2 separate regions of the Mus musculus genome follow, and region 1 is linked to region 2. The links are chromatin loops, found by intact Hi-C in ENCODE. Cell type or tissue: left cerebral cortex. All regions are shown on one strand. Links, peaks and the distances in the headings refer to the core of each region. The heading gives the core; the rest is flanking DNA. Region 1 overlaps Xpot (exportin, tRNA (nuclear export receptor for tRNAs)). Region 2 overlaps Tbk1 (TANK-binding kinase 1).

Evidence for each region. Hi-C counts contacts between places; a loop is a spot of excess contacts. Peaks named below come from ENCODE experiments on the same cell type or tissue, not always from the same donor. Only the 100,000 strongest peaks of a DNase experiment are listed, where the experiment ranks them.
Region 1: it touches region 2 in a loop (2.3-fold over the local background); 3 of 42 quality-filtered maps call a loop at or near these places.

The regions. Positions count from the first base shown.
Region 1 is chr10:121,607,853-121,624,043 of GRCm38, reverse strand. It overlaps Xpot (exportin, tRNA (nuclear export receptor for tRNAs)), which reads left to right. Exons shown (of 25, transcript NM_001081056.2): 2 at 1,053-1,186; 3 at 4,869-4,951; 4 at 6,856-6,912; 5 at 7,360-7,429; 6 at 8,821-9,039; 7 at 10,373-10,557; 8 at 10,653-10,821; 9 at 12,332-12,568; 10 at 14,309-14,347; 11 at 14,858-14,920. The coding sequence starts at 1,127. Among named protein-coding and RNA genes, the nearest start is that of Xpot, 10 kb to the left of the region's middle. In left cerebral cortex, for the core only: no CTCF peak of the experiment used is centred there; no DNase peak of the experiment used is centred there.
Region 2 is chr10:121,551,470-121,559,469 of GRCm38, reverse strand. Tbk1 (TANK-binding kinase 1) reads left to right here. Exons shown (of 21, transcript NM_019786.4): 12 at 2,167-2,268; 13 at 3,405-3,483; 14 at 5,446-5,567; 15 at 5,649-5,725; 16 at 6,402-6,441; 17 at 6,961-7,062; 18 at 7,174-7,270; 19 at 7,877-7,983. Among named protein-coding and RNA genes, the nearest start is that of Tbk1, 31 kb to the left of the region's middle. In left cerebral cortex, for the core only: a CTCF peak has its summit at 3,022 (motif pointing left); DNase peaks (open chromatin) are centred at 3,126, 4,030, 4,874, 7,065 and 1 more place; H3K27ac peaks cover 780 bases.

The DNA of each region.
Region 1 (16,191 bases), core at 4,375-12,374, 60 kb before region 2:
GCTGCACGAGGTGATCTGGAGGTGAAATATTGGAGGCCTTGCAGGGTTTAGCCTCGAAGCTGAGAAGAGCTGTGTGTGTGTGTGTGTGTGTGTGTGTGTGAAGTAGGGTGTGCTTGAGAGCTGCCGTGTGATGTGGCAAGCATTGCTGGCCTTGCTGAGGAGCACGAAGAGTGGTCAGGAATTGTTGAGAAATGTTGGCATCTCAATCCTGTAGGCAGTTGGAATTTAGATTGCCTGGCTGGGGTCTGCAAGGTTGCTATGAGTGATCAGAAGAGGGGGCTTAACTTGGATCCTGATTTTTTTTTTTCAATTCCAAAAAGATCAAGGAAAACAGAAGAGTATAGAGATCTATCTGCGGCCTGGCCCTGGCTTCACCACGCCTGAAAGGCTGCCCGTGACCTCCGTTCACCTCTTGGCCTCTTTAAGTTCTCTGTGGCTCTAATAATTTAAAAACAGATAAATAAAAAAGATGTGTAGCTTTATAATAGGAATATAAGGATATATCTGTATGTGCTTATATGTGTGCTTGTATATATATGTGCAGGTGGAAGGCAGGGAATCCATATTAGATGTCTTCATCTGTTGATTTTCACTATAACTTTTTTTTTTTTTTTACAATTTCATACATGTATATAATGCATGCTGCTTATTCTCCTACCTTGAATATTTGTCAGAACTCTCCGCCTCTCCTTACTTTTTGAGGCAGGGTCTTACTGAACCTGGGACTTAGCAGTTTGGCTGAGTAGCTGGCCAGAAAACTTTGGGGATCTGACTGTTGTTTCCACCTCCTTCCCCACCCCCAGCACTTCATGCTTGTTTCTAGAAGAATTACTTTCTGTATTTGGCCGGGGCACTTTGCGGGGCGATAGCACCTGAAAGCTTTAATGGCATACTTGTTTAGAGTCTGCACAATTATGCTGCTGTGGGCTCCATGGCCCACTTTTGTTCTTGTGAGGTCTAGACTCTTAAGGTGGGTTTTGACCCTTCAGGAGCTGTGTATTTTCAGCCACATCTGATATTCTAGGTGATCATCTTTTGTTTTCTGTGCACAGATGATTGTGGATTCTGCTGTGGGATTAGAAGCCACGTCTGTTGTGATCGGAAAACTCCAGGAATAGCGGCCGAGATGGATGAACAGGCTCTTTTAGGGTTAAATCCAAATGCCGATTCAGACTTTAGACAGAGGGTAAGTCAGTCAATGTAACTATTTTGAAAAGCATGCAACCATAAACACGTGTCAGAGGATTTAGACAGCAAACACATCTGATGATAGAGGTATAATTTGAGTAAACATTAATAAAACCAAACATATTTGAGGCATGTTCTGAATATTGAAACATCGAGTGTTCTGATTGATTTTTGTTAGATTGGCTGAGCCAGGATCCTGAAACCTGACCCGTTAAGGCAGGACTTTGTGCAACATGGGACGTTGCTAATTGTTGCAACGTTGTAACACAGTTACAGAGACAGAGAACTTTGTAGTAGGCAGTATATGTTTTACCCTGTGGTTGCTTACCTTGCACTGCAAGTTGCTTAAGTCTGAAGTTGGTGACAGTGAGCCTCCTTACTAGTCTCTGCAGACTGGAAATAAGCAGTTCCCGTATGCCACACCTTAAGTTATATAAAACAATTTTGTGATGAGAAATCCATTAGGAGATGCTGGTATATTTGGATAAATGTAAACAATTAAACCCACTGTCATGCAGAAGTCTACTAAGTACTGTAGCTGAGTGATAAAAGAAGACGCTAGAAGAACAACAAGCCTTTAATTAATGTTTAAAGACGTGAGCGTTCTGAAGTTTAGGATCAAAGGAAGGAGGGTTATTCTTGTAGCAAAGGAGAGAGAGTACTTGTTATAAATGAGCCAGAGTTAACAATCTCACTATGTATTAGAGCCATATTTGTTTGGCTTTTATGTGGTTTAAAAGACAAAACAAAACTTCCCAAGCAGTTTCTGATACAATACACACCTCTGCTGATTAGAAGGAACTCCCCCTCCAAATACAGCAACTAATAGAAATCTAGGTGTAGGCACATCAAAAACCTAGCAGTCAAAACCAGGTAGTGTTGGTGCACGCCTTTAATCCCAGCTTTGGGAGGCAGAAGCAGGCAGATCTCTGAGTTCAAGGCCAGCCTGGTCTACAACAGGATAGCCTGGTCTCAAAAAACAAACACCCTAGAAGTCCAGGCTTTTTGTATATTAATGGTTTTATTTTCATAGGGACTTAAACCACCTGCTTTGAAAGTAGCTGAAGTATTGCAGTCTTGACCTCAGTCTGCTTTGGTGTTGCAGGCTGATTATAATTAAAAGTTTTATGCGTGTCCGATGATTTGGGGCTTTTGTTTTTATAGTGCTGGGAATTGAACCTCGGCAAGGGCTCTACCACTGAGCTTTATGCTCTTGTTGTTATCCTGATTTGGTTTGGGGTTTTTGTTTCCGCTTCAACTCTGGGGTTCCAGGGATTCTTTTCTTTTCCCAGCCTACCTTGCAAACAGGGTTCAGTTTGTTTGAGGTGTAATCTTGCTGTGTTACCTAGACTGTGTGGCCTGGCGCTCTCCACGTAGCTCAGGCTCACCTTGAACTCCCAGCACTCCCCCTGCTTCAGCTTCCCGACTGCTGGGATTACCACCGTATTCTACCCGCTTTGCTTTTAGGAAATTCGCTTAAGGATGACTGCCTGTGGCATGCTTGTGGAGGTCAAAGGCGACTTTGTGGAGAAGAGTCGCTCCTCCCTCTGATGTGGGTTCTGGGATCACTCTGAGTCACTCACGGAGCGCTTAGTACCTGCTGAGCAATCTCCCCGGCCCTTTCCTCTGCTCTCATTAGTGTTTGTTGGGCCGGTTGTGGGGCGGGGGGGGGGGGGGAGCAGTGTGTGTGTGTGTGTGTTTCATGTATTTATTTGGTGGGGAGAGAGCATTGTGAGCCTTGTCTTGGGGTTTTCATTGCTGTGCACAGACACCATGACCAAGAACTCTTATAAAGGCAACATTTAACTGGGACTGGCTTACAGGTTCAGGGATTCAGTCCATTATCATCAAGGCAGGAACATGGCAGCATCCAGGCAGGCATGGTGCAGGAGGAGCTGAGAGTTGTACATCTTCATCTGAAGGCTGCTAGCAGAAGACTCGATTCCAGGCAGCTAGGATGAGGGTCTTAAAGCCCACACCCACAGTGACACACCTACTCCAACAAGGCCACACCTCCTAATAGTGCCTCTCCCTGGGCCACGCACACACAAACCCTGACAAGCTGCAGAAGTGTTCCTCCCTCCCCTGCCCTGCCAGGTGGGCTCTAGGAGCCAGAGTTTACCCCCTGAACCATCTTGCTAGCTCTGTTTTGTTTTGTTTTGTTTTGAGACAGTCTCATATAGGCCAAGCTAGCCTGGAATAAGCCATTGTCATTGAGGATGGCTCGGCTGTTCTGATGTCCCCACCTCATCCTCCCAGGCTCTGGAATTGCAGGCATGCCCCACCGGATCTAGACTTCCTCTTTGGTGATTTGGTTGGTTGGTTGAGACAGAAGCTGACACCACAGTCCAGGCTGGCCTCCAGGTTTCGGCAGACCTACTATGGTCATTCCTTGAATTGGCTGTAGGCTTGGCTCACCGGGCCTGGTTCTTAACCCTATTTATTTTTAATGCATTCTTTTTTTAATCCTGTTAATTTTTAAGTTCCAATATTGAACGTTTTAAAAGTTAGTTACTTGTGTGTGCTGTGGTGAGGGTGGGGCCACCAGGGCCATGGTGCTCGGATGGAGTCTGTTCTTTATCTTCCGCCGTCGTCCTTGCGTTCCGGTGGCTGAGCTCAGGTCCTTTTCCCTGGTGAGCCATTTTACCAGCTCTGTCCAACAGAGTTTTAACAAATACACCTCGGTGTTCTTTTCCAGAAAAAAAAAAAAAAACAAAACGCTGATCTATTAGTGTTTTATTTTTGTTCTGTAGTATGGAATAGAGTTTATTTAGGGAATGAGAGGGAGTTGAGGGACTGAAGACAGAGAAAGGCAGAGAGGGGGAGAGAAGGAGGGAGAAAGAGAGAGCAGAGGCCAGCCAGGAACACAAGGGGAAGGGGAATGGGAAGAGAAGGGACGGAGAGGGAAGAGGATAAGAGAGTAAGAGTTATTACTGCTTTTAATATAATTTTTTTTTTGATAAGAATGGGTTCTGTGATGGGAATATTTTGGGCCTCTGGTTTCATCCAATTTCATGTTACACCATCGTGAGCAGCAGAATTGACGAGGATGAAGAGGAAAGAATGTTGGAAGTTTGGTTTGTTTTTTTTTTAAAAGAAATATATGTATGAGTACACTGTAGATGTTTACAGACACACCAGAAGAGGGCATCGGATCCCATTACAGGTAGTTGTGAGCCACCATGTGGTTACTGGGAATTGAACTCAGGACCTCTGGAAGAGCAGTCAGTGCTGTTAACCTCTGAGCCATCTCTCCAGCTCCAGTGAAGGTTTTGATGGTCCTGATGCTGCAGTGTAGGAATAGTGAAAAGCTACCATTGGGTGGGCTGACTGCAGCCTCTCGAGTGTCTGTATGTCAGTCTGTTTCTGTGTGGGCATCAGTCAACAACAATGCCAAGAATGGCAAGCTGGCAGTTCTTCTCTGTTATCACCGTAACCCAGGTCCGCAGGTCACTCTTGCTCCATCTCCTTTACTATAAGGAAACTAGCTTAAGCGTCTACCTGGTAATTGGTCACTGATCTACTTTTAGGAGTGATGTGGACTTTGCTTGGATTTAAATGTTTTAGCTGTTGTATTAATCCCAAATTGTTGATTGTCAGTTCTCTCCGTACTTTGTTTAGTGTGAGCGGGGCATCAGAATTCAATATTGAACATATTACTTTGTTTTGGAATCTTTCAGGCCCTGGCTTATTTTGAGCAGTTAAAGATTTCCCCAGATGCCTGGCAGGTGTGTGCAGAGGCTCTGGCACAGAAGACATACAGGTAATTAAGATGGATATTCTATATTGTCTGCAAGGATCAACATTTCTGGGAGGCATTTTAAGTTTTTTCGTTGGGAAGTGTTTTATTTTGTCTTTTAAGATTCTGTGACTTGCCTTTTAGAAAACCGTTAGTAGCATGAAAAGAGAAAAATAGCAAACCGATTTTTTTTTTTTTTTTTTTTTTTTTGGTTTTTTAGAGACAGGGTTTCTCTGTATAGCCCTGGCTATCCTGGAACTCACTCTGTAGACCAGGCTGGCCTCGAACTCAGAAATTTGCCTGCCTCTGCCTCCCAAGTGCTGGGATTAAAGGCGTGCACCACCATGCCCGGCTGCAAACCGATTTTTAAACTAATCCAGAATTGACTTTTCAGTAAAATCACCCTTTCCTTTCTGTGTGTTGTGTGCCTTAGGGCAGTTCTCACTGGTGTAGGCTACACTAACCATGTCTCTGTTTTATTATTGGGAGTTGGTAAAGGTGAGCAATGATATGTATCCTTGTGTTTGCTTGTTTGTTTGAGACAGTGTTACTCTGTAACAAGCCCCCACTGTTCCAGGCTGGCTTTGTAGACCAGGCTGGCCTCAAATTCACAGAGATCCGCCTGCCTCTGCTTCCCCAGTGCTGGGATCAAAGGCTTGAGCCCCCATGCCGGGCCAGTGGTATGTATCTTAATTGAAAGCTTTTGCTTACAGTATATCAATATTTTGTTACTGTGCTTTGGTGTTGGGAACCAAGGTCTTATCATTAGTAGTCGTACCCATAATCCACCCTGTAGGCTTTTCAGCATGGACCTCAGTGGGGCTGAAAGCAGATCTCAAAGTATTTCTCTCCAGCTCTTCTGTCTTCATCAGTGCGGCCACGCTACATGTGAAAGGCTATCCCCTGCAGCGTGCCGTTCTTTTAAAGCAACAAGCAGTTTCACAGAAATAGAAACCTGTATAGTCATTTCATTGTTAGTAAAGTTAGCTTCTTACTAAAGAAGAAAAACTGGCAGAGCAAAGCTCCTGAGAAGCAGGTAGCCAGCAGGACGAAGGCAGCCCCCTGATGGGGCGGCAGCATGGGCGCTTGCTCAGGGCCTTCTGGCTGCAGTTGCTGCTGGAGTGCTGCACCTGCAGTTCTGTTTGGTCGCAGCCCATTTTGCACAGAGGCTCCTTTTCCCGCACATCCTAAGCATCGCCATTCCTACTCGGACTACGCTCAGGAAACAGTGTCCCCACACAAAGCCTGTCTTCTGTACCATCTATCTTGACTGAGCAGATTCTTGGCCCCTGAAGGAATTTTGTCAGAGTTGGTGACTGTATTACCTAACAGTAAAGAAATGGATAATGGACAGGTAGTGTTGGGTTTTTTCCTCCCATCTTCCTACCTTGTTTATTTTGTAATTGGCTGTAAGAACCCTGACTAAGGATGCTTAAGTTTTGCATAGGCCAAAGCCGGCATCTTTGATTTGGTCAGTCTCTTGTGAGCTGCATCTCTAACCATTCTCAAGTCAAGCAAAGAAATTGTTGCAGGAACCTCGGCTCTCTGCAGTAGAGTTTGAGGCGATGGCCTCTCTTTACAAAGCTCTGTGTTTAGGGTGTGTATCAGAGCTTGTGGTTATGTCGCTTGTAAAATGTAATGGAACTTTCACATGTTGGGAATTGTATTTAGGACTTTCTTAACCCTTTAAACAGGGCTTGGGCCTGTCGCTCACTGGTGGAGCCTTTGCCTGGAATTCAGGAGGCCCTGTGTAAGGTACCCAGTGCCCTCGAAGAATAAAGCAGATAGTAATGAAAACAAATAAAACAGAGTTGGTCGGCAGAAACCCAGACAAGAGGCCTGTAGTGGCTATTCACAGTGACTATTGGTATTTTGCCTGTTTTCCCCAATCCATTCTCTGATTGTCTAATTTCCTTTTGCTTTTTCAGTGATGACCACGTAAAGTTCTTCTGCTTCCAAGTACTAGAGCATCAAGTTAAATACAAGTAAGGCCATTTCACTGTTTCCAGTCTTCACGGCTTGTCGGGATAGGAATGTTTGAATTTTCTGAGGAAACCAAAAATACAGGTGGTAAACTAACCGCGTAGACATTCTCTCTGGGCTGTGAACCTGTTGTGATTTTTCCCAAACTAAATCAGTCTACAGACCTCACCACATAGTCAGAAAAATCACATAGCTGTCATTTTGTCTGATGGAGAACTGAACCGAGAATCTGAGTTCAGTGACTCTAGTCTGTCTGATGCTCTGATCTGTGCGGTCTTCCAATACTGTGACAGAGGGTGTTTACATTGTTTTAGGAAACCCTGAACACTATAAAATGCTCCATTTTCAATAGGTGAGATTGACTTTGAAAGCCACAGACCACAAATGCAGTGACTGCTGCGTCTTTACCAGGTACTCAGAATTAAGCACTGCTGTTGTGTCTTTACCAGGTACTCAGAACTAAGCACTGCTCAGCAGCAGCTCATCAGGGAGACACTGCTCTCATGGCTTCAGGCTCAGGTAAAACAGTCATTCCTCTGTGCCTCGAGCAGCCCTCTGTCTGCTTCATCCTGTGTCTACAGTGCTAGTCGTGAGGGTCACAGGCAGAAACAGTAATAACTTAAGGCTGCGCTCATAACCAAAACTGTTGGACTTTCTTCTGTAACGTGCTGTGAAAAATTATTTTGGGACCCAGTCTCACTGTATAGCTCTGGCTGGCCCGGGACTCCTGTCCCTGCCTCCCAAAGACCAGGATCAAAGGTGCCTGCCATCACACCTAGTTAGAACTTTGGTTTTAAAAAGAAATTCTTTATCTAAAATAAACTAAGCTTTTTAAATTACTATTATGTATAGATACGTTTGTGTGTGGGTATGTACACCTGACTGCAGGTACCCACAGAGTCCGATAGAGGGTGTTAGACTCCCTGCAGCTGAAGTTCCAGCTGGTTGTGACCTGCCCAGTGTGGTTCTAGGAACTGACCTCCGGCTCTCTGCGTGATCAGGGCCTGTACTTCCCTGCAGAGCCGTCCCTCTACCCCCTAGAGTTTATTGACTTAAGTCTTAAGCTCCTGACAGGACCGGCTTTTGTGTTCGGTCCTTAGAGCTGGCCTGTGCTGACACAGCCAATATACAGAGGCACTTCTACAAGAACAATAAGTTGTTTATTCTCACACTCCTCCTGGTTAACTATAGTTAAGCTTAGCATTTAAAGCTTCCGGGTTAACTAGAGCCTCTTCCTTTACAATCGAACTGAAGAAGGAAGAACAACTGAATTTTTTTCCTTAGAAGAAATTATGTGAATTGTTAAAGTTGTGTTCATGAAACTTAAATGACTGAGAGTTTGTGGCTCCTGTGCCTAAATCTCAGTGATCAGAAGGTAGAGGCAGGAATATTGTTATTTCGCAGCCAGCGTGTACTTTGTAACAAGTTAAAGGTCAACTTGAGCTGCCTAGTAGACCTTGTCTCAAAAAAAAAAATCCAAAAAACCAAAAATAAACAAAACAAAACCTCAAGGCCTGGGATGGGCCTGGTGGCACAAACCTTGATTCCTACATAGAGGCAAAGGCAGATAGCCAGATCTCTGAGTGAGGGCAGCCTAGGCTACGAGTAAGTCCCTGACTCAAAACAAAGAAACAGCCCCTCCTTAAAAAAACAAAAAACGCCGGGCTATGTATCTCTGGTAAAATGCTTGCATAGCATACAGATTTATCCCCAACACTATAGGGAAAGAAAAATTCTAAGGGGCGGCCATTGTTCCTGTATAGTCATGTGACCAGTCACTTGCTCACCTGGGTAAATTTGCACAGCTGTGCTGCCACTAATCTGGGCAATGTTGAAGTTTGGTTCCGTTTTTGCCCGCGAGTGATAAGTAGGAAAACCAATGTGTTTTCATGACTCTTTCTGTTTGTCAGATGCAGAATCCGCAGCCAGAGAAGACCTTCATACGGAACAAAGCGGCCCAAGTGTTCGCCTTGCTTTTTGTTACAGAGTATCTCACTAAGTGGCCCAAGTTTTTTTTTGACATCCTCTCAGTTGTGGACCTAAACCCGAGGGGCGTGGACCTGTACCTGCGGATCCTCATGGCCATCGATTCAGAGCTGGTGGATCGGGACGTGGTTCACACGTCAGAGGCAAGTGGCTTGGAGTGCATGGCGGGTGTGGGGGGGGGGTCATAATGTAGGCTTTGTAGGGGAAGCAAACATGACAGAAAGGGCAGGCAGTCGTTTTCTTTGTCTCGTTCTTAGATTACAGATGTACCAAGTGCCTTGAATTTGCCAACAGTGAAATTTAACCCCTCTCGCCCCATAGATTGTATTTAGAGCATTCCTTAGTTCCCTAAAACTAAGCCACTGTATTCTCCAGTAAAGTACACAAGTTTACTGTCACATAGCTCCTGTGAAGTGCCATCCATAATTAATGCTTCTGAACTGGCAAGAAGCAATGGCTTGTGGCGTGGGTGTCAGCGCCTCCTCGTTGGGAGTCTGAGCCAGTCATAGTCCCTGAGCCCATGACCCTTCCCTTCCTGCATCTCAGCATCTCCTTTGCCACCTTCTAAAATTGGTTGGTTGCTGAGTAGCACTAGTAGTTGAATATATTATATCATCTCTACCAAGGACTCTTTATAACGGAGGTAGTACACCCTTAGGCCAGCCTTAGGCATGGTACGCAGGAGGCCCAGGGTTTGATCTATATCACTTGAGTCTAAATATGAGTAGTACAGAGTGTGAGAGGTTTTTTTTTTTTTGGGGGGGGGGGGTTGGTTTTGGTTTTTGGTTTGTTTTTTTTTTTTTTTTTTTTTTTTTTTTTTGAGACAGGGTTTTTCTGAATAGCCCTGGCTGTCCTGGAACTCACTCTGTAGACCAGGCTGGCCTCAAACTCAGAAATCCGCCTGCTTCTGCCTCCCGAGTGCTGGGATTAAAGGCGTGTGCCACCATGCCCGGCTGAGTGTGATTGTTTTAATTGGCTATTTCTAGCAAGCGTTTGGGAAACTGGGATGGGGGGTGCCCAAGCTTGCAGCCATCCTGAGTCATATATCAAGAACCTGACTTATAAAGGAAGAAACAAAAGTGGAACTGGAGACAGCTTTAAATGTATAATAGTTTGATGATAGTAACTAAAATACTCATAAATTTAAAGGACAATGCACGTTTAAGTCACTGCCATTTCTAAACAGCCTAAGTACCATGTTTGTGTAATATTTAGAAATAATTTCACATGCTTAAAACTTGCAAGCAGTGCTTATTTATAGGTTTGTATTTAATGAACTAAGTCTGGCACCGAGGAGTAGAACGGAAAAAGGAAGCCCCGAGAATCACAGGATGTAATTGTAGAGCAGATAGGAAGCCGCGGTACGGGAGTGTGAGCAGGCCTGGAAGTTTCCTGCAGAGGAAGTCACGGTGCCGCCGTGCTTGGACATCAAGTGCTGCTTTGAAACCTTCCCTGTCTCTGCTGCTTTGTGTCTAGGAGGCTCGAAGGAACACACTGATAAAAGACACCATGCGGGAGCAGTGCATTCCAAATCTGGTGGAATCGTGGTACCAGATTTTACACAACTACCAGTATACGAATTCAGAAGTGCTGTGCCAGTGCCTTGAAGTAGTTGGGGCCTACGTCTCCTGGATAGACTTATCCCTTATAGCCAATGATAGGTGCGTATGCCTGTGACTCTTAGACTGCTGACCTGCAGAGTCGGTTTCTAAAACTCGGGAACTGAAGGTGTTTACCCTTCTCTTCCCGCCACCAGGTTTATAAATATGCTGCTAGGTCACATGTCCGTAGAGGTTCTACGGGAAGAAGCATGTGACTGCTTGTTCGAGATTGTAAATAAAGGGATGGACCCTGTGGATAAGATGAAACTCGTAGAGTCCCTGTGTCAAGTATTACAGACTGCTGGGTTTTTCAGCATTGACCAGGTCAGTGGATGTCTTAAACCTAAGCTTTGAAAACTGTTAGAGTAGCTTTCCCCCTCAACCCCCGAGTTTTGGGGACTGTCCTTGGACTGACGGTGACCACAGCTAGGATCAGCGGCATGTTCCTTGCACACTTGGTCACACCCACCCAGGATGGTGCGTGCATTTTGCAAGTTTGCAGCGCTGAAGAAAAGGCTTCCTCGGACGTCTCTGAGCTTTTAATGTAATTTGTGTAGCGCACATCTGTGCGCATGCGTGTGTGCAAGTGCCTTTGGAGAGGTGAGATGACGGCTTCCTAGAGTCAACTCTCTCCTTCACTGCCTGGGCCCCGGCTTGGCGTGGCCTTGCTTGATCCTGAGACAGCTTTTTACTGGTGACAATGACAGTAACGCGGCATTAGGAGGATCCTTCTTCATGGACCCAGGATAGCTTTATTATTACCTTCTCCCGTCTTCCTTAGAATCTGAGGTTGCTTAAGAAAATAATCTCAAAGATAGAGCCCCTGTCTCTATGGGAGGACGGTTGAAGGGTAATTAAATAACCCAGGCCTTCCTGTACCACTGGCAGAGACTTGGAAGCCCGCCACCATGTAGTAACTTTGTGTCTTTGTAGGAAAGTTAAGGCCTGAGTGAAACAGTCTCAGAAAGGAAGGACTGTTGTAAGTGTTACACACAGTGCAGCAGCATTGATGTCATAGACTGTGCTCAGTAATGGGCACTTAGGGAAGAAGGGTCAAAGATTTCTTTCATTTACGCCTACCCACCCACCCCTGTTATTTATTTATTTATTTTAACAAGATTGGTAATATCCACAGGACTATCTTCATTAAAATACAGTTACTATGGGCTAAGAGCACTGACTGCTCTTTTAGAGGTCCTGAGTTCAATTCCTAGCAACCATATGGTGGCTCACAACCATCTGTAATGGGATTTGATGGCTTCTTCTGGTGTGTCTGAAGACAGCTACAGTGTACTCACACATAAAATACAGTTGCTAATGGAGAAATGACTGGGTGGTTAAGAACACTGGGCATCTGTCTTCCAGAGTCTGTAACTGCAGTTCCTGGGGACCCTGTGCCCTCTTCCGGCTTCTCTAAGCACCAGGCATACATGTTGCATGGATGTACATGCAGGCAAACATTTAAGTTGCTTTTAAAGTACTATTGGATAATGATGGTTGCAGAAAAATTCAAATTCTGATAATGTTTCTATCACATTGACAAAATTGGTAGTTGTCTTAATGTTGAGTTCTGGGGTGCAGGGGAGTGCTCAGCAGGTAAAAGCACTTCCGTTGAGATGCTGTGGCCTGAGTGCCGTCCCTGAGAGCCGTGGTAGAGGGAGGAGCTGGCTGTTGACTGTGGCACATTCGCCCACCCACACAAACCCCTGTGCGTCAATCACGGATTGCATCATTTGTCTTTTTACATTGAGCCCTGTAATTGGCTAAGGGTCAGAGGTTTTCCTCCTGCCCAAGGCAGACGGATGTAATCCAGGGCTTTGCTTCTTGCTTCTAGGAAGAAGATTTGGACTTCGTGGCCAGATTTTCTAAGCTGGTAAATGGAATGGGACAGTCGTTAATAGTTAGCTGGACTAAATTAATTAAGAATGGGGCTGTCAAGAATGCGCAGGAGGCACTGGAAGCTATTGAGACAAAAGTGCCACTTATGTTACAGCTGCTAGTTCACGAGGACGATGACATTTCCTCCAACATCATTGGGTTTTGTTATGATTATCTCCATATCCTGAAACAGGTAAGCCAGTGCTGTCTCTTGGATATAGAAAGAACTGATAAAAAGTGAAAATACTAAAAAAGACAAGACACACATATAGATGATAGTTATATAGATGGGTAGATAGATACACACACACACACACACATATATATATAGATATAGATGTATATCTATATATATCATATTAATTATTTACTGCATTTTGTATTTTTTTAGTTGTTACTTTAAAAATTAAATTTAGACAAACAGTGATTAAGTTGCAGACTTTGGGCTGGACATGTGAGCCATGCCTGGGAACGCAGCACTTGGGATGGGTGGGCGCTGGGCTCAGGGTTGTGGACGGCTCTGCTGCGAGTTCAAGACCAGCTTGAGCAGCATGACACACACACCTAAGTCATAAACACAGCCTGGGCTTGTTTTCTTTGTTTCTGTTGTTTTAAAACTGAATTTGTCCCCGCACATAGTGGAAATGTGTTAAATTCCTCCCTTTGACAGTGGTTTCCCAGTAACAGCATGAAATGTTGTGGTTTCCATACGGTGCTGTGCAGTGTTGTAAAGATTCATTAACTCCATCCTGACACAGGATGAGAGGCCATTCCTACTCTGCTACAGTTTTGTTCCTACATACTAATTATACTTAGTGTTTCCGAATGACTTCTATACATGTATATAATACATTTCAATCCCACCTCTCCCCCATTACCCATTCTTGTCCCCTCTTGTCCTACCGGTACCTTTGTCTCCTTCTGAGTCCTGCTTTGATGTCCTTTGGGGTTTAATGAATTTCATTACAGTTGTTCATAGGAGTGTAGGCGAGGGGTTGTATACAGAGCATGAGCCCCCTCCCAGAGGCTGCATCACTGAAGAAAATCTCTCCCTGTTCCTTAGCAGCTATAACAGCTCCTCAAGGAAGGGGTGGGGCCTCATGGACCCCCTTCCCCTTCCCCTTCCTCCTGCAATCCTCGTCAGAGTGCTGGTGGCCCATTCCTGATAAGTTAACCACAGGGGCTGACTCTGTGGGTGCAGGGGCCTCCATGCTCAGAGGTCAGCATTCCACACCATCACCCCTCTGTGGGCTGATGAGTTAGGTTTTGTTTGCAGTGCTGGGAACTGAATTCAGAGCCTGGACCATGCTCAGCACGCCCTGCCGCTGAGCTTCCTCTCCACCCAGCCCTTAATTCTTAGCAATAGAACCGCTTACATGCAGAGTTAAGGGAATAGCAGTGGAGAAACTGATCTTCCCGCAGTGATTTATCTTAGCTTTCCTTTGCACTGTTTGTAAAAAGCTGAGCGTGATTGTGCATGCCTTTAATCTCAGCTGTCGGTGTGACAGGTAGATCTCTGAGTTCAAGGACAGTCTGGGCAATAGCATGAGTTTCAGGTACCGTGACTAAATAGTGAGTCTCAAAACAGCAAAAGCGTCCTTCAATGCATACAGCATAATTCTTTCTAAATATATGATAAAAGACTCAATCTAATTATCTTTTGCCTATATATTAAGATATTTATTAGACAAAATTATTACATCTAAATGGGAATCTGTTAACTATAGATTTGCTGTCAGACTACTCAGCAGAAATGTGTGTATTTTATTTTCATATTAGACCCGGGGACCTGTGAATGCTGGAAAATGTTCTGACCCCTAATTGTGCCAGAAGCTCCATTGTGTATGTCTTAGAAGAATTGATTAGAAAATACTTTGATAAGCAAATATAGCATCAGAAAACCAAGTAAATGTTGTTTACTTTTTATTTTAAGCTTCCTGTGCTCTCGGATCAGCAAAAAGCTAATGTAGAGGTAAGTGGCTTCTTTCAAACCAGTGTAGATCTGTTTTCCCAAGTCAGTCGGGGTTCCTCACCTCTCAGTGGGTGAGGGATTGCTCCATGGAGGCAGCTGCTTCACTGAAAAGCCACAGTCTCGGAGTTCTCTGCACCACGTGTTAGAGTCCATTCCCTGCAGTCCTTCCTGGGTGAAGGGCCCTGGGGGGGCGGGGCTTAGTGAGGCTGGTGAGCTTTAGGGACTTCTGGTGAGTTGTTTGTTTCCTGAGTCTTAAGTAGTCTCCCTTCAAGGCAGACTCCACCCCATGTCTCGCTTCCACCTCTGCTCCCATGAGATTCCCTGAGCCCTTGCAGTGGGTGAGGCAAGACCATCTAAAGCTGATGGTCTTGCCTTGGAGACTTCCAGATTAAAAAGAACAACCAGCCTGGTCTACAGAGTGAGTTCAGGACAGCCAGGGCTACACAGAGAAACCCTGTCTCGAAAAACAACAAAAAAAGAACTAACATGCTATTTTATTACTGATTTTAGGCAATCATGTTGGCCGTTATGAAAAAATTGACTTATGATGAAGAATATAACTTTGAAAATGAGGTAAGGAGTTGTGCACCAAAGAAAAAAGTTTTAATTTTATTGTTTGTTTGCAGCAAATTAGTAATTTATATTTTAGTTTTAGAGCCCTTTAAACCAAACCAAAAAAAAAAAAAAATTTAGTGTGTTTTAATCAACCTTGTTTATACTGGTGGAGTTATTTGTATCACTGCTAGTTTGGGGTGACACTTACAGAGACCTCTGAATCCTTCGTTGTCTAAGGGGTTGGGGGGCATCTGGCAAAGTGCTTGCTGTGTAAGCATTAAGATCAGGGCTTAATGACTGGAAGGCTGGACTTGGTGATGTGAGCTTGTTGTCCCAGAGCGAGGAAGGCAAGTGGGGGGGTGGATCCCTGGAGTACATTGCCTGGCCTAGACACCGAGTCCCAGGCCTTCATGAGAGAACATGACACACACCACACACGCACGCGCGCATGCCTGAAATCCCAGCAGTTGGCAGCCTTAGAAAAAAAATACTGTCATAAATGTGAAGCCAGCCTGGGCTACGTACTGGGCTGCGTAGTGAGAGTCTTTCTCAAAACAAAAAAACAAGAATCCTATTTTTTAAAAAAATGGTGTGTGTTTGGGGTGCAGGTCAGTGGTAGAGCGTTTGCTTATTACACGCAGGTCCTGGATTATGTCTATGGCAGGAAAGGAAAGAAAAGCGGTACCCGATGATCTTCTCTCGGTTTACGTTTAATCAGAGTGCTGGATCAAGGCCCAGTCAACAGGCCTCAGGTCACCAGCCAGTAGGGAGGGTGAGAAGGGGCCTTCCCTGCCCGGACTTGTTCAGCTACAAGACTTGTCCAGGCTCGTGAGCATCAGCCTCCTGCTAATTTCAGGGGCTGTCCACTGCTTCCTGGAAACTCGGGCACATGTTGGTTAGCCGTGTGCTAAGATGCTGTATTAGAAATGGATGTCACAGAGTAATAGTGACAGTGAGCAACACAGCAGCCCCAGGCCTTCCTAATGTTGTCAGTATTTGGTGGGGAGGGGGAGCAGAGAGCACAGGCAAGTCTCAAACCTGATGCGGCCCCATACCCTAATGCTTGGCCCTGCCCTCCTCCAGGGGCCTTAGGACCCAGGCCTTTGATGGCTATGGTTAATTTTGGAATTACTAGTTAATGAGCAGCAGAAGGGAAGTGCTGCTGAGCCGTTATGATTTTTTTTTAATTATTTGAAGATAAAAGGCATGAGGTAACTGATCAATTATGTAATTTTAAGATCTCAAAATTAAATATATAGGGGTCTATGTGTATTGATGTGTGTGTACGT
Region 2 (8,000 bases), core at 1-8,000:
ACTTCCTACAGTTACCTAGAGACATTCAGGACAGTCTGAATTGTAAACCCGCAGGCTCTGTGAAGCATGCAGTCCTCTTAGACCTTGGCAGGTGCTTGGAAGACTTCTTCATTGACATAATCTAAGATAGTCCGTTCTCTAGGGATTAGGCCCACAGTCTTCCTCCACTTCCTACCTTTGCACACACACTCCTTTTTGACAGAACTATTGAGCTATAATTCATAACTATATAATTCACCCATTTAAAATGTACAGTGTGGCACAGGTGACAGCAGCCAGCCCTACTGAGATCAGACCATTCTGTCACCTCACACGTCCTGTGCCCAATGGCTTCCACTCCCATGCCTGTAGCCCTTCCATCACTAATGCCCCTCATCTGCATAGATGTGGACATTCTTTCAGACATCCATGGACATGGAAGCATTCCTACAAGGATCTACTCACCTTGACCAGCAGTCTAAACTTTGTTGCTGTTCATTTAATATAGTTATTCTAAAACAGGTTGATCTAATGAAATATTGTACTCCTGAAAATTACCTTAAGAAATATAAGCATTAGGTTGGAGATACAGCTCAGATGGTAAAGTGCTCGCAAGGATGAAGATTTGAGTTTCATCCTTGGAGCCCGTACTTTTTTTTTTTTAACAAGGGAAGTGGGCGCATAATGGCATAGGCTTATAATCCCACCACTGAGAAGGAAGAATCACATGGGTCACTCAGCCTTTCTGGCCAGCCAGCCTAATTTGCAAGATCTGGGTCTCAGAGAAAGACCCGTCTGAAAACCGAGAGGTGGTGGTACTAGAGGAAAGACACTGGTGGTTAACTCCTGGCCTCTGTCCCCTGGTCCCCCTCTTACCTCCCCCTCTTCTCCTCTTCCCTCCTCCCTTTCTCTCTCTTCCCTCCTCTCCCTCTTCCCCCCCCCCAACCCCCCTCAGTCTTTCCTTCAAGAGCTGTGCTGTGGCTGTACACATCATTTATTGATTGTGTGTCCTGCGGACATTCAGTGTGACCTTGATGCCAGAAGGCACCAGGGTGTGCTTTCCTGGGCTCAGAGCCCTGTTGTTGCTGTGACAGCCCACATATGCTTACACCCGTCCATTCTCACACAGATGTGTGCACTCTCAGGTCATTCCTATTCCTGGCTCTTGGTTTTGAGCTGCTGGCTTCCCATGTAGCCCAGCTTGGTCTCAAGTTCATGATCTTCCTGTTTCTATCTCCTAGGTGCTAGGGCTACAGGCATTTTGTTATGTTGGCTGGTCTTACTATCTTGGGTTTCTTTCCTGTGACTAGTGTTGTGTCAAACAAAGCACACAGCCTTGTGCCTGTAACAGCTTTCATGTGGTCATAGGCTGTTGCAGAAAGCTCTGTGCTTGGGGGTAGCTTAGTGCTGAGCCTGGCACTTGGTGTGTATCTAGAAGAATTCAATATGCCAGTACAGACGGTAGCTGCTTTTCCACTTTTCCTCTCACTGCTCAGTGGGTTCGGTGGTTCTTTTTATTTATTTATGTATATATTTAATCTATTTATGTATTTATTTGTTTATTTATTTATTTATTATGGTTTAAGTTTTAAAAACCTTCTTCCTCACGTAGCCCACTGTGTCAGGTTTTCTTTTAAAGGACCCCTTGGTGTGTCAGGCTTCATTACTCACATGTGATGTCCTCTTCATCTTTTATTTTTAATCTCTCTAAAAGTAATTCATAGGCTGTAAAAAAAACAAAACAAACTTTGGGTCTTTTTTGCTGATGTTGTAGTTGAAGGCTTTTCATACAGGTTCACTGTGTTGTCCTCTTTCAGAGATCACATGCGCCATAAATAGCAAAATTAACTTAATAACATAAATGTCACACGACTAATGTAAGTTATAGGTCAGTGCTTGATCCTTATTGTAATTTTAATGCCTTGGGTTTTTAATTACTAGTGGTAGTCTGTGAAGTGTAAATGCCCCAGATATGGAAGAGTCATACGTTTTTTTCTTTTATTAAGCCCACTGCAAGAGGGTAACAAGCTGGCTAGCGTACTACCTGGCACAAATAATGCTATCAATGATACCTTAAAAATGTGATTTGGCATTTAACATTTATGATGTATTTAAAATAGAATTTCATTATAACCAGTGGCCGCCCTTAAGCAGCCCGTGGACTAAGGGGCCCTCGTTGTTTTCCAGTGAACTGGTTAAGGATGATTACAACGAGACCGTCCACAAGAAGACGGAGGTAGTGATCACACTGGATTTCTGCATCAGGAACATTGAGAAGACTGTGAAAGTGTGAGTGGCAGCGAGCGCCCTGTCTGTCGGGACCTCTGTGAATGCTCAGCTGAGTTTCTGTTCTGACTGCCTTTAGCGTGCGGAGTGCGTTCTTGGGGCAGCCCTGGCTCACAAGGGAGAATAGCAGGTCTCTCATAGGGAGTTAGTCTGTCATCTAGTTGGCATTTCCCCACCTTTTCTGTGTGACGAGGCAGTGGAGGTGGGACAGCCTCTTGTCTGTGCTGGGAGACAGAGCTGAACAGGCCAGAGAACGTAAGAAGCAGCCTCTGGAGCAGCGGTCTGGGTAGTTTTGGGATGTCAAGCACGAGGTCTTTTGGGGCAGTGAGGTGTGTGAGTGGGTGAGGGTGCTTCCTGCACAAGCGCGGGGGCCTGGCGCTGGCTCCACACCACAGCCTGCTCTGACCTCAGCCCCGTGCCTGCACACACAATAACGTTAATAAGTAAAAAAAGCTACAGAATTTTCACAGTGACCTTTAGTTTATTCTTACTGTTCTTGTCTGTAACTATATTTTGCAACAGTGAATCCACTCTTTATTCTGCAGGGAAATACAGTAAATGTAGTCAGTGTGTATAACTGACATGTACACTTATCATGATGTACACACATTCGGAAAGCTGTATTTTCACCATTCTCCTGGCAGAGTGGGATTTGAAATTACCTTGCCCTGTGTATCTTATCCTCATCTGCCTGTGTGGAGTGGATGTCCAGCCATGCTGATCTCAGTGCACACCTCCCCGCCTCCTGGTGGACGTTCAGACAATGCCACCGTCTGTGTGCTAGCTAAACCCTCCAGCTCCCTGGCAGGTCATCCCAGGAGTTAGATCACTAGCAGACTGTGGAGTGGGTGCATATGCAGTGTGGATCCGTAGGGTGGGGGCAGCTGCGAGGAGTGGTGGCATGTGGCTTCATCAGCCCATACCTGCAGCCCCCTAAACCAAAAACCACAGACAGAGGGGGCAGTGCAGGAAGTTCCTTCTTTAGGAAGGCAGTGAAGATCTTAGGCTCTCTCAGCGTACAGACCTTGCGTGCATTCTTATTAAATGATCATGATGATCAAGTTCACTTCCTAAGCTTCATAAAACCTGCACTTGCTGCCCTCATCCATCTGTTCCCTGGTGATGTCGTTTCCAAACAGGTATGAGAAGTTGATGAAGGTCAACCTGGAAGCCGCAGAGCTGGGTGAGATTTCAGACATACACACCAAGCTGCTGAGAGTGAGTACTGGGGGCTGCGGCAGCTACAGGCCGTGCTCTGCTCTGCTGCTAAGAGCCAGCAGAGACCTGAGCAGTGTCACTAAAGCTCCCTGGAGAAAGAGTCTCCTTTTCCCTTTGTTAGAGGCTATTTATATGATTGTATCTTATTTTATAATATATATACAGTTGGTTATATATAGCATGTATAATTATATCTTATTCTATACACGCACACACAAGCATACACAAGTACACTCCCCATTTCAGCCATACAGTTCTTTGCACTATTTCCAAATACTTTCTGTATTTTCAACACACATGTGCATTTTTTTTTTTTTTTTTTTTTTTTGGTTTGCTTTGTCTTTAATCCTTAGTGCTGCTGTGGTTGTTCACTGTGTAGTTCTTTACCATTCGCTCAAATGTAGATGCTTACACTTGCTTAGAAACAACTGAAAATCCTAAAATAACAGATGTCCTAGAAAAGAAAAGGCTTTGGAATCCCCAGGCAATGAATTGTTTCTGTAACTGAAAAGGCAGTAAGGACACAGTGTGCTAAACATAAAATGGGAGGTGTCTGATGGGTCGCTCATTAGAGCAGAAGCGCCCACAGTTATGTACTGTGAAAGCTGACTATTACTCCTGGGCTGCCTCTGTTTACCCAGAGACTCCAGATGGGCTGCATAAGGGCCTTTTAAATGACTTACATTATTTTTAAATTATGTGTATATGTGTGTTGCTGTGCACGTGTGTGCACAGGTGATTGTGCCTTGAATCCCCTGCAGCTGTGAATGCCCTGAATTACAGGCAGTTGTGAGCCCTGAGTGTGGGAATTGACCTCTGGACCTCTGGAAGAGTGGTATATGCTCTTTAACCACTGAGCCATCTCTCCAGCCATCGTGAGGCCTTTATTTGTTCTTTGTAGCATTTAAGGAATTCATAAAGTGGACATTAAGTTAAAATGTAAAGGAGGGCCCACAAGACAGTGCGGTGAATAAAGGTACTGTTGCCAGCCTGATACCCTGAGTGGATCCCCAGAATCCTCCTGACAAAAGAATACCAACTCCATACACATATGCTGTGGCGTGTGTACACCCACACACATCCACATAAGGAAGAAAATGGAATTAAAAGGTTTTTTAATTAAGGATGTAAGACCTAGGGGTCGGATAGATTGGTTGGTAGGACCTGAGCTCAGTCTCCCGGAACCGGTGCGGTGCGGTGTGCTGTGGTGCCGGATGCAGTATGCGGTGCACATTTGTAATCCCAGCCTAGAGCAGGAGCTCCCTAATGCTGCCAGTGCTTAGCCCATGTGGTGAGTTCTCGCCACATTTCTCAAAGTGGCAGGACACAGGGGAGTGACACCCAAGGCTGTCCTCTGCCCTGCTCATGCTGCACACAAGTAGGGAACTCAGTAGCAGCGCACATCTCTCCTCCTATGTTGCCGATCTCTAGTTGTTCTTTCTGTAGCTTTAGATCTGCAACAGTGGTTTTCCAAAGGATGAAGCATGGGTGAGTAGGAGGTTATGGTGTTTAGTGCCTACGGCTGGCTGGTTGGCAGCGCTTCTGTAGGACAGACAGTGTCAGGACGCATCTCGGGTTATAAGTTCCTTCCCATGAAACTTTGATACGCTCTAAGTGGTATTTAAAACATTGGAACAAACATGTTAGGTCTGATAATGTAAAAGTCAGAAACAAGGGAGGTAACTGCACCTCCTTTGCTTGAGTTAATGCCTAGCATAGAAATTCTAATTTTAAAATAGCACATCACCAGCCCCACCACAAACAAACAAACAAAACCAGTAATAAAGAGGTTTTATGCATGTCCTGTAGCACTCACAGAGTGGTGCCTGAGCAATGGGAATGGCTCATGCAGAGGTCCATGGGGGACCCAGCAGAGACCTAGAACAAGCCTCGGAGAACTGTCTCTAGTGAGCATTTGGATCTGATCCGTTGTTCTGACCTAACCTAACCCGTTGTATTTAGCTTTCCAGTTCTCAGGGAACAATAGAAAGCAGTCTTCAGGACATCAGCAGCAGGCTGTCTCCAGGGGGCTTGCTGGCCGACACCTGGGCACATCAAGAAGGCACGCATCCAAGAGACAGGAAGTAGGTGTCGGCCTGCGGGCCCTGGGTGCCTGGGAGTTGCATCCATTCCAATCATTTACATGGGTTTTCTTCCTTACACAGTGTAGAAAAACTGCAGGTCCTGTTGAACTGCATCACAGAGATTTACTATCAGTTCAAAAAAGACAAAGCAGAACGCAGTAAGTGACAGCTCTTCTTCACTCGTCTCCCGTGTCAGCTTAGTGTCGAGCAGGGACATCGCTGTGTGTGCTTTCTGTGCGGCTACACATGGTTGAATGTACTAAGTTATTAGTCTAGCCAACCTTCTCATGTCTAAAAAATTACGGTCACGAACCCTAGATCTTGTGGTGGCCCAGGCGCACGGGAGTGGTGGCTACTGGGCCCAAGGACACTGAAGTCAGCAGCTCTGTCACCCCTGTGTTGCCCAGGCTGCCCTTCTGCTGGTGTTCATCGGTTGGTTGGGTTTGGTTTTTTGAGTCAGGGTTTCTTTGGTAGCCCTGGTTGTCCTGGTTGCTCTGTACACCAGACTAATCTTGAACTTAAAGAGATCTATCTGCCTCTGCCTCCAGAGTGCTAGGATTAATTAAAAACAAACAAACAAACAAAAAACCTAGAGATACAAGCTTTATTAAAAATATCCTGACTTAAGTGTTGAAAATTAATTTTTATTTTTAAATCATAACTTTATACTGACCAAATTAAAGCATCAACAGGCCATATGTAGCTAGTAGTTCCCAGACCTGTTATAGCCACTTCAAACCCTTAGGCTTTTTAAATCAATAATCTCAAAGGAGAAAATATTACATGTGATCTTCAACTCTACATTAACAAAAGTATACTTTTTCTCATTTTCAGGACTAGCTTATAATGAAGAACAGATCCACAAATTTGATAAGTAAGTGCGCAGACTGAGTTAAGATTCTTCCTGCTAAGCTGCTTTTGGTATCTTTGCTTCTTCTTACGTTGAGCTTAATTGGTAACAATGTGGTGCGGCCCTGCCTCTGGGAGGTTTCTGCTCTGGGTGCCCTCTGTCCAGCTCCTGTCCTCTGTTCTCTTGGGTTACTAAGACAGGAGGACGACTTGTTGTCTCCACCTCTGCTGTGCTTACAGGGGGCATCCGATGAGACCCGCACGACCACCTTAGCTAACTCAGCCAATAAGGATGGGGGCGGGGGGCTGGAGAGATGGCTCGGTGGTCAGGAGCTGCTCCTCTCCAGAGGAGCCCAGTCCAGTGCCCAGAGCCCATGGCCCACGGTGCACAACTGCCCTCCCACCCTTAGCTCCAGCTCTGGCTTCGGAATATTCCAAGTCCACAATAATCACAAAACCATGAATTTGTACATCTGAAATGTTTGTCATTGGAGGTAGAAATAGTGAGGCTACATTAAATCCTCTGGTTATTTCTTATTTGCAGGCAAAAATTGTATTACCATGCCACAAAAGCAATGAGCCACTTCTCAGAAGAATGTGTTAGAAAGTATGAAGCGTTTAAAGATAAGTCGGAAGAGTGGATGAGGTGGGTAGCTGCGCGTGGGAGGATGGGCGCTGGCTGTGCAGCACAGTGTGCTGTGTACTCTGAGTGAGTTTCCAGGAGGCTGTGTGTTAATAGACTCTCATTGGCTTTCAGAAAGATGCTTCATCTTAGGAAGCAGCTGTTATCGCTAACTAATCAGTGTTTCGATATCGAAGAGGAAGTGTCCAAGTATCAAGACTATACTAACGAGGTACAGCCCTCCAGGGTGCGGGGACAGGCTTTGCCCTGGGAAGGCTGCTTCAGTGCTTCTGAGACATGGGACATGTGCCACTGTGTGTGCACAGGCATGCCAGGGGAAGGCTCTCAGGGGCTCCAAGATGGCGCTCAGGTCGGCAGGCTTGGCAGAAGTGGCCATACTGCTGCGCCATCACCCACTGGACAATTACAAACACTGATAATTCATCTCTTTATTGCTTATAAGGAAATTGTTTTAAAGAGTGTTGAGGCTGGGTGGGGGTGGCACACGCCTTTAATCCCAGAGGCAGAGGCAGGAGGATTTCTGAGTTCGAGGCCAGCCTGGTCTACAGAGTGAGTTCCAGCAGGACAGCCAGGGCTACACAGAGAAATCCTGTCAAAAAAAAAAAAAGAGTGTTGATCTCAGTATTTCCCATTGACAGTTTTGAAAGAGGAATTTACAGCTGGGCTGGGGCTGTTGGTGAACCCTAGAGAGCACTGGGCTTCCCGCATTCCCTGGGAAGTGGGTGCTGAGCAAGCCCATGGCCTTCCTGAAGCAGGAAGCTGGTCCTTGATTGGTAGTGTATGCCTTGTCTGGTGACATGCTTGCTTTACATTGTAGTTACAAGAAACTCTGCCTCAGAAAATGCTCGCAGCCTCCGGCGGCGTCAAGCACGCCATGGCCCCGATCTACCCCAGCTCTAACACCTTAGTGGAGATGACTCTTGGGTAAGAGGCTTCCCGGG